Regions from separate parts of the Mus musculus genome. Here all the other regions are linked to region 1. The links are chromatin loops, found by intact Hi-C in ENCODE. Cell type or tissue: gastrocnemius. All regions are shown on one strand.

Region 1 (2,500 bases):
GGTGATGGGCTGTAGGACGGGGACCTGCAGGGAGACAGACATATTTCCATGGGTCCCTTCTTCATAATACTTCAGTTTTTGGGGGGGACCATATACAGGACCAACCCACATACTGATAGTAGCTTGCATTTGTGTTGGATATTATGTGCCCTACACTTAAGTAGATATAATTGCTATTCTCCTTTTCCAGACCCCCTCCCCCCCAAAAAAAAGTGAGATTCAGAGAGGTAAAGTGATCTGCCCAAAGACACGCAGCCCAGACAGGGATGGTATGGGATTCAAACAGAGTTCTCTCTATCCCGGAGGTTTGTTCATTATAACAGCATCAGTCAATGGCTATCCTCTTAGTTAAATCAATCTAAAGGGCTTTCTTGGTCTCATCCGTGGCTTTCCTCCAAAACCTCTGCCTCTTCTGTATTCCGTGGTCTGTTCTCTGCTATCTCTGGGGTAAGCCTGTGTCCCTAACATCATAGCATGGGTGAAGCCACCAAGGGGCACCTGGGAAACAGTTACCCTCCCTGGGGCCATGGGGTTGACTCAGCCTGACCTACAGGCTCAGGCCCCTGAGGGAATCATAGCTTGTCTCCAACAGGCTAGCAAGAGGCTGAAACTCAGGTCCAGTGTGAGCCTCTTTAAGAGGGTAGATGTAGGAATCAGGCTTCCTGCAGACAGTTAGGAGAGGTGAGGACTGAGGAGAGCAAGCAGTGGCCTCTCAGAGGGGGCGGGGGGTTCCCTCTGAGAGAGTGCAGCCCCAATTTTCCACAGCGTGCGCTGTTTCCTCCTCTATCTTCTGCACACTTCGAAAATCGGGAAACTCGAGTCCACCCCCTACCTTACAATGGCTGGGTCACTGGGTGTCACCGCACTCCCCCTTCGCCCCATCTGGGCCGGTCCTTAAACTAAGCAGATGATGGAGAAACCCCTGCAAACCTGGGGCCCAGGTTTGAGCGGCTCAGCATTGCTCTCTGCTGCCCCCTGCAGGCGTTTATAAACACCGCCCGGGAGATTTGGTGCGATCCCCTGTAGCCAAACTTAAATTCTACACAGGTTTTTTTTTTTTTTTTTAAACTGGAAGTTGACAAGGGAATCCGGAAATATTTTTTAAAAATAAAAAACTTATTAAAAGACGTGTGTCTACCAAGACATTCACGAGGCCTAAAAGAGCCATGCGCTGGTAGTAATATGAGATACTAACCCTGGGTCAAGAGAGAATCCTAGGAATAAAGTCCAAGGTAGATTCTGTCATCCCATCCTGGGAGCCTTTATCATTCATCTCTGAAATGGGCATAATATTTCCCTTGCGGAGTGAGGCCAGGAGCGAAAGAAAGGTTGTACCAAGGTGCTGCGCACAAGCCCCTGCACACCATACGCTACAGCCATCCCAGTTCAACATCTGCTATAATAACTGCTTCATATTAATTGGTCATACATGATTGCTAAACACCGTGTCAGCTGCCTCCATATTTCCCTCCGCCTTTTCCTCTTTGTATCTCAGGCTGACCTAGAATGCACCATGTGACTCGGGCTGGCTTCAAACTCACAGCAATCCTCCTGCCTCAGACTCCCAAGTGCTATGACAGGCAGGAGCCACCATACCCAGGGACTTTTCTCAGCTAATTCTCGAAAATTCCAAGAGGCTGTCCAAAATTACTATCATTTTAACAAGAAGGTGGGAGAAAGAAGCCACAAAAAGTGAAGTCTAAGGTCCCACAGGCAGCTAAGAGGCCGAGAAGGGATTTGAACCCAAGGTGGAGTCACAGTTGGACTTATTACTCCTTTTCTGTCTCTTCTCCTGTCTGAGTCTTTGAAATCTCATCTCTCGTCAGGATCCTTACCTCCTCCTCTTTTTCCTGGTTGATTTCTTCTTTTTCTTTTTCCCCCTGGAGGAAGGTGGTGGTGTCGGGTCTCTGTCTTGAGAGGCACTGTGAGAAAGGAAAAGCCAGGTATGAGAGAGTCCGTTGGCTCCTGGGCTGTCACAGCCAGAGAAAGGGAAAGGACCCAGGACCCACGGTGAACATCTCATTGTCACCTCATGGCTGATTCGGTCACACCTCAGATTAAAAGTCTCAGAGACTTAATGCATGCCTAATGAGACAGACACTGTAGTTACCCAAACACCAATTGATTATTTAAAACAAGGTTTATAGGGGTTAACTGCCCCTTAATAGATTTATTATTGAATTTGCAAATGGTTCACCTCGGTAAATAAATCACTTTAAAAATAATGAGTTGGCAGTCCAACCCACTCTCTTCCCAGTCCACCCCGTCTATACTTCCTGCTGTAAATTTCAGGAGGCAGAAGCTGCATTAAGTAGATGCCGATTATTAAAAGTGTATTTGCTCGGGTCTAATGTAACAAGATACATATCTTACATCGCTTCGCAGAACCTCAAAAAACTCCACTGCTCTTCAGGAATAATTATTTCCCGTTCAATTAAATTCAAACGCACAGGCTGCAGTTAAATGAAGTCAAGTTATCTCCTTTTATAATTGGGGCAGG
Region 2 (2,500 bases), 450 kb before region 1:
CTGTGCCACCACTCCCTGGCAAAAGCAGGCTCTTTTAAAGTCAGACCCAAAATTAAGATCTGGAGAATAGTAATGTGGGTTATGTAGCCCAGTTAGGGGGTGGGGGTGGGGGAGTGAAAGCGGAGTGAGCTGGCCAGGCAATTAGCCTGTTTAAGTAATGGGGATTAGTTGGCAACCCGGCAAGTAACAGAGACCAGGCTGGTGAGCGCCAACGTTCCTGAATGTAGTTTATTCTGAGCAATTAGCTTCTTTCCTCCTAGAATCACCAAATGCCCTTGGACTGGGGCCCTGTAGCCGGAAGCACTGGCCACCTCACTGTGGTTTTAAGAGAATGTGGCTCAGGCAGGAACTTTCAGCTTGGCCTGCAAAAATCTGTTTGCTCTGGTCTGCTTAAAGTCCAAGGCATTATTTCAGTAACGTGGGAGAGAAGTGGGGGTAATTAGCTGCTGGCTGGCGTTCAGAGTGACTCTCGGTCACTGACCTCCTCCAGTGGAATTGCCGGATCTAAAATAAAGTGAGCAGGGTGGACTGAAACTGTCAGAACCAAACACCTCTGGCAGTCAGCTAGTCAACTTCATTTCCAGCTTAACGTATGTGCTCCCGTTTTACCGCCAAAAAGAACACTAGAACTCCCAACCCAACTTTTGCAAAAGCCGGTCGGCCTGAAGTGTCTCCAAGCCGCGCAATCAATTACACCGAAGAGAAAAGTCGACACGGGTGCTCAATTACAGTTTAGCTCGACTCTTAATTAATTAAGGATCTCAAACGCGGTCCCTGAGCTGCTTTCTCCTTAATGATGTTCAACCAAGCCCAGGGTGACTCTCCTCCCATCGGTAATTAGGCACAAGTCCCAGAACGGCAAAGAGGGCTATGACAGAGCCACCTCCCCCGCCCCCCCCCAAGGTGTGACGCTGGGAATGTGGCGGGAACTACAGCAAAGGGGGACCCTCCCCGTGAGTCAAGAGGGCTCCGACGCCCCTCCACTCAGCACCTTGATCTCTTCGGAGTGGAAGATGTCGGCGTCTTCAGGGCTGTCCATGAGGATCTTGGGCCTGTCCCCATCCTTGGCGCCCCCGGAGCTGTCCCTCCGCGGCGTCTTGTGGCCCGCCTGCCGCTCCAGCGCGGCGCGCTCGCTGCTCGTGTTGCCCATGGCTGGGAATCTGCAGGGACACAAGGAAGCCGGAAAGGCCGGGTCGGACCCCCGGGGATCGCGAGTCACGCCCTCTCGGATCGCGCGCTCGCTCGCCCGCCGAGCTCCGCTTTACCTGGCTCGGGCGACCGCGACTGGAACTCCGAACAGAGCCGGAGCGTAACCTGACACTCCTCCCGCAACTCCCCTCCACCCCTTAGCCACTTCCGCTTCCGGCCGGGCCCAGCGAAGGAAGGAAGGAAGGGTGGTCACTGGGGATGGAGCGCTCTCGGAGTTAGGGTGACATCAGTTCCGTTTCCGCCTCTTCCCTGCTGCTCAGCGCGAAGCGGTCGCGGGTGGTTCGGGGCTGCCACCAGATCGAGCTTCGTAGCGGCCAGCGGGAGGCGCGAGCGAGCGAGAATGCCAGAATGCCATGGATGGCGCCGACCACCTCACTCCAAGTTGGTTACTCTCCAGTAACTCGAATTACGAAACGCGAAACCCACGGCGGCTTGGAGCAAGCGCTTGCTCTTGCAGAGTACCCGGGTTCGGGTCCTGGCGCTTCCATGGTGGCTCACAACTGTTTGCAGTTTAAGTTCCAGGGGATCCCGGCGCCCAAGGCGGTGCACACATATACGGGAGGGCAGAGCATTCATACACATAATCGTAAAAACAAAACAAAACAAACAAGAAGAAGAAAAGGGAAAAAAAGAGAAAGCGCCGGGCATTGGTGGCGCACGCCTTTAATCCCAGCACTTGGGAGGCAGAGGCAGAGGATTTCTGAGTTCGAGGCCAGCGTGTTCTACAGAGTGAGTTCCAGGACAGCCAGGGCTATACAGAGAAACCCTGTCTCGAAAAAACCAAAACCAAACAAAAAACAAAACAAAACAAAAGAACCTCACGTTTAAGTCTCTCCCGTAGATGCACTGGCTCTCACAATTGAATGTATTAGGACAACCTAGGGCTCCTTCAAAAGGAAGGCCTCTCCAGAGTGGCCAAATCGTAATTTCTGTCTGTAGACTAAGGATGGAGGATGCTGACCATCTTCCAGGTGTTTGAGAAAACTTAAAGACCTAAGATTTCTGGGAAATTGACGTTCTCAGTTGGGTTCTGTTGTTTGTTTCAAGTTGAGTGCCTATTGATAAGTCTTTTTGCAAGAGCCTTGGGGCTACATTGGCCACATTATGTGTAAAATGTATCAGGGCTTAGTGTTTCAGCAGAGGTACAGACTGCTGTAATAAAACGATCTCAGCTTCACAGTCAGCCTTTAAAGAAACAACAACAACATTGTCTTGTGGGGTTTGTTTGTTTGCTTTGCATTGGATTTTCTAGGTCATGTCTTACATTTACCCATACATATGTTTTGGTTTT
Region 3 (2,500 bases), 240 kb before region 1:
GGGGAGGGGAGGCTGTTTGAAAAGACAGAGATTTCTTGCAGAACCCAGGATCACCTGCTCAGAGATGACCCACCCCACCTACAGTGGGCAGGGACTTTGCAAATCAATCATTAATCAAGAAAATGCGCCCCTGCGGGACCCCCCCCCCCCCCGGCACTCATGCCTACAGGCTAATCTTATAGAGGCCTTTTCTTAATTAAGCTCTCCTTTTCCTAGGTAGGGTCGAGGTTTGTGTCAAGTTGACAAGAGACAAACAAACAAATAAAAACTAACAATCAGAGCCACATAAAGGGTACCTGGGACACACCGGTGAGGGGCATGAAGGACCTTGGCCACAGCACACGCTACAAAGTGAAATATGAATTTTTCTGTTGAGTTCAATTCATCACAAACCTCTTTGCCCAGGGCCGGTGGCCCTCCCCTTCCCCCACCTTCTTATGAACCCAGGGGACATGCCGTCACGCCTGGACATTGAAGGAGAGGAGAGAAGTGACAGAAGAGGGGACTGTCTTCTTGATGTGTGGTGGTGGGGAGCTATAAGGGAGTTCCTGTTTAGAACACGGAGTTTTGGGGGTGGTAAAGGGCCATAGCCCTGGGGAGGAAAGAAGCCCCTGCTGTCTGCGTTCTGAGCTCTCCTTGCTGTTTCAGACTGTGAGGAGAGACAGCTGACCGTGGGGGTACTTATTAATTATGAAGGGGACATGGTACTGCTAATGTGGTAAGGTTTGCAGATGCCAAGGGGTCAAGCTGGCCATGCGGGGACAGGCATGTTCCATGTGCCCCTCATGTGCGGACCTACTGTGTATCTGTGGAGCATCCTTCCTTCTTCTCTGTCCCAGCTTCAATGGTTTAGTTTTACCGCCCCCACCCCCGCAAGGAATCCTCCTCACCTCACGGGCATCCTTACTCCTACCTTGCCAAAAGGGAACCACAGGACCCAGAGACAGGGTGACTTCCTCAAGGTCAGGAAGACACCGGTATGGAGCGCAGCCTCCTGCTCCTGTGACCCTCATCTGACACAGGAGTCAGCGAGCTGTGACCTTCTGTACTGGGACGTGGCTAAACCCTCGTGGAAAACTGTGGCCTGTGGTAGCTTCCGGCTCCGACAGCTGCCCCTAGTGATCGTCTTACTTCCTAAAGATTTCTTCAAGCTGTCTTCCTTCCACGCCTGGCGGCAGTCTCCATCTCCATCACTGCCAGCCGTAGACAACACACAAACACACACACACACCCTTGCTCCTCCTGTTCCTTGTCCCTGCAAGCTATCAGGGCTCCAAAGCAGTGCCTGCCTGGTCTTCATCGGACACCGTGAGAAACTCCATGCTTGGTACAGGGAGCTTAACCAGGCTTACCAAGCAGAGATTCCTGCCACTATGTCACGAGTACTTGGGGCTTTTACCCACGGAATCATGTCACCGCGAGTTAAAAACAAAGAATTCTAGAGAGCGTATGAGAATATTTCCAAACTAGACAGCTGGGTAACTAACTACAAAGGGCTTCCAGGTCAGCAAGGGCAGCGAGGTGAAGATGTACCGGTAGGTGGCACTAGAAGCCATGGCTTTCGATCAAATTCCATTTTCTTTTGATCTGCCTCTCTCAGCTCTCTGCTTGATTGAAATGGAAATCGGCTGCCGGCTCCTGCAAGTCCCCCACCAGCCAGAGACTAAGACCCGTGCCAACAGCCCGTTCGCCAGTTTAAAAAGATAACAAACCATGCTTGTCTGAAAGACCAGCTATGGGCTGGAGAGATGGCTCAGGAGTTAAGACTTGCTATGAGGGATCAATGGTACAGCCGTCAGATGCTGGTAACCAACCCAAGTCTCAGTGAAGGGCTCAGGGATGTCCTTCATAACCCTGGATGAGCTTAAGGAAATAGGTTCTAGGATAGAGCTTAAATTCCACGCGTCGGGGAATGCACTAAGATTTTGAGGGAGCAAAGTAAAGACTGGTTGGAGCACCCTGGTCCAGTCTCATCAGAGAAATTTTTCTGTAATTGATTAGCAATGTCTGGCACAGCCCCTGGAGGAATCAGCACACTCAAGGGTACATGAGAGCCATAGGCAGCCTGATCAAGGAAGCAAGGGCTTCTACTCCATTGCCAGCCTTAAAGACTGGCTGGAGCACCCCGAGATCCGGTCTCATTAGAGAGATTTTTCTGTAACCAATTAGCAATGCCTGCCACGGCTCCTGAGGGGGAACCGGCACACACTCAAGGATACAGGATAGCCAGCCTGATCACCCTCAAACTGTGAGCCCAAAGAACGCCTTCCGTCCTTGGATTGCTTCAGCCAAGAACTAGCCCAGCCTACCAGTCATAGCCAGCTTCTCAGCCTTGACTTTCCTATGGAGAGCATCTAATCGTACATACGGGAGCTGACCCTACGCTGCTGGTGAGTAGAAGAAAACTAAGGGACAAAAGAGCTGGCCAGAGCTGGTTAGAGTGTGACCACAGAGCTCCTGGGGTGGGATGTCTCAGGTGCCTTCCTCAGGATGGCACTTT

What was found. A loop is a pair of places that touch in the nucleus more often than their neighbours do. Peaks named below come from ENCODE experiments on the same cell type or tissue, not always from the same donor. Only the 100,000 strongest peaks of a DNase experiment are listed, where the experiment ranks them.
Region 2: a loop joins it to region 1, with 2.3 times the contacts of the local background. A loop is called at or near these places in 3 of 42 quality-filtered maps.
Region 3: a loop joins it to region 1, with 12 times the contacts of the local background. A loop is called at or near these places in 23 of 42 quality-filtered maps.

Annotation. Positions count from the first base shown.
Region 1 is chr5:116,475,224-116,477,723 of GRCm38, forward strand. It overlaps Srrm4 (serine/arginine repetitive matrix 4), which reads right to left. Exons shown (of 13, transcript NM_026886.3): 3 at 1,836-1,922; 4 at 1-24. Among named protein-coding and RNA genes, the nearest start is that of Srrm4os, 38 kb to the left of the region's middle. In gastrocnemius, a CTCF peak has its summit at 988 (motif pointing left); a DNase peak (open chromatin) is centred at 938.
Region 2 is chr5:116,023,100-116,025,599 of GRCm38, forward strand. It overlaps Prkab1 (protein kinase, AMP-activated, beta 1 non-catalytic subunit), which reads right to left and starts at 1,329. Exons shown (of 7, transcript NM_031869.2): 1 at 992-1,329. The coding sequence starts at 1,150. In gastrocnemius, a CTCF peak has its summit at 1,528 (motif pointing right); DNase peaks (open chromatin) are centred at 215 and 1,447; H3K4me3 peaks cover 2,310 bases; H3K27ac peaks cover 2,452 bases.
Region 3 is chr5:116,230,427-116,232,926 of GRCm38, forward strand. All of the region lies in intron 1 of Ccdc60 (coiled-coil domain containing 60), which reads right to left. It overlaps Gm36502 (a long non-coding RNA gene), which reads left to right and starts at 1,644. Exons shown (of 4, transcript XR_001784946.1): 1 at 1,644-2,390. In gastrocnemius, a CTCF peak has its summit at 1,533 (motif pointing right); a DNase peak (open chromatin) is centred at 1,587.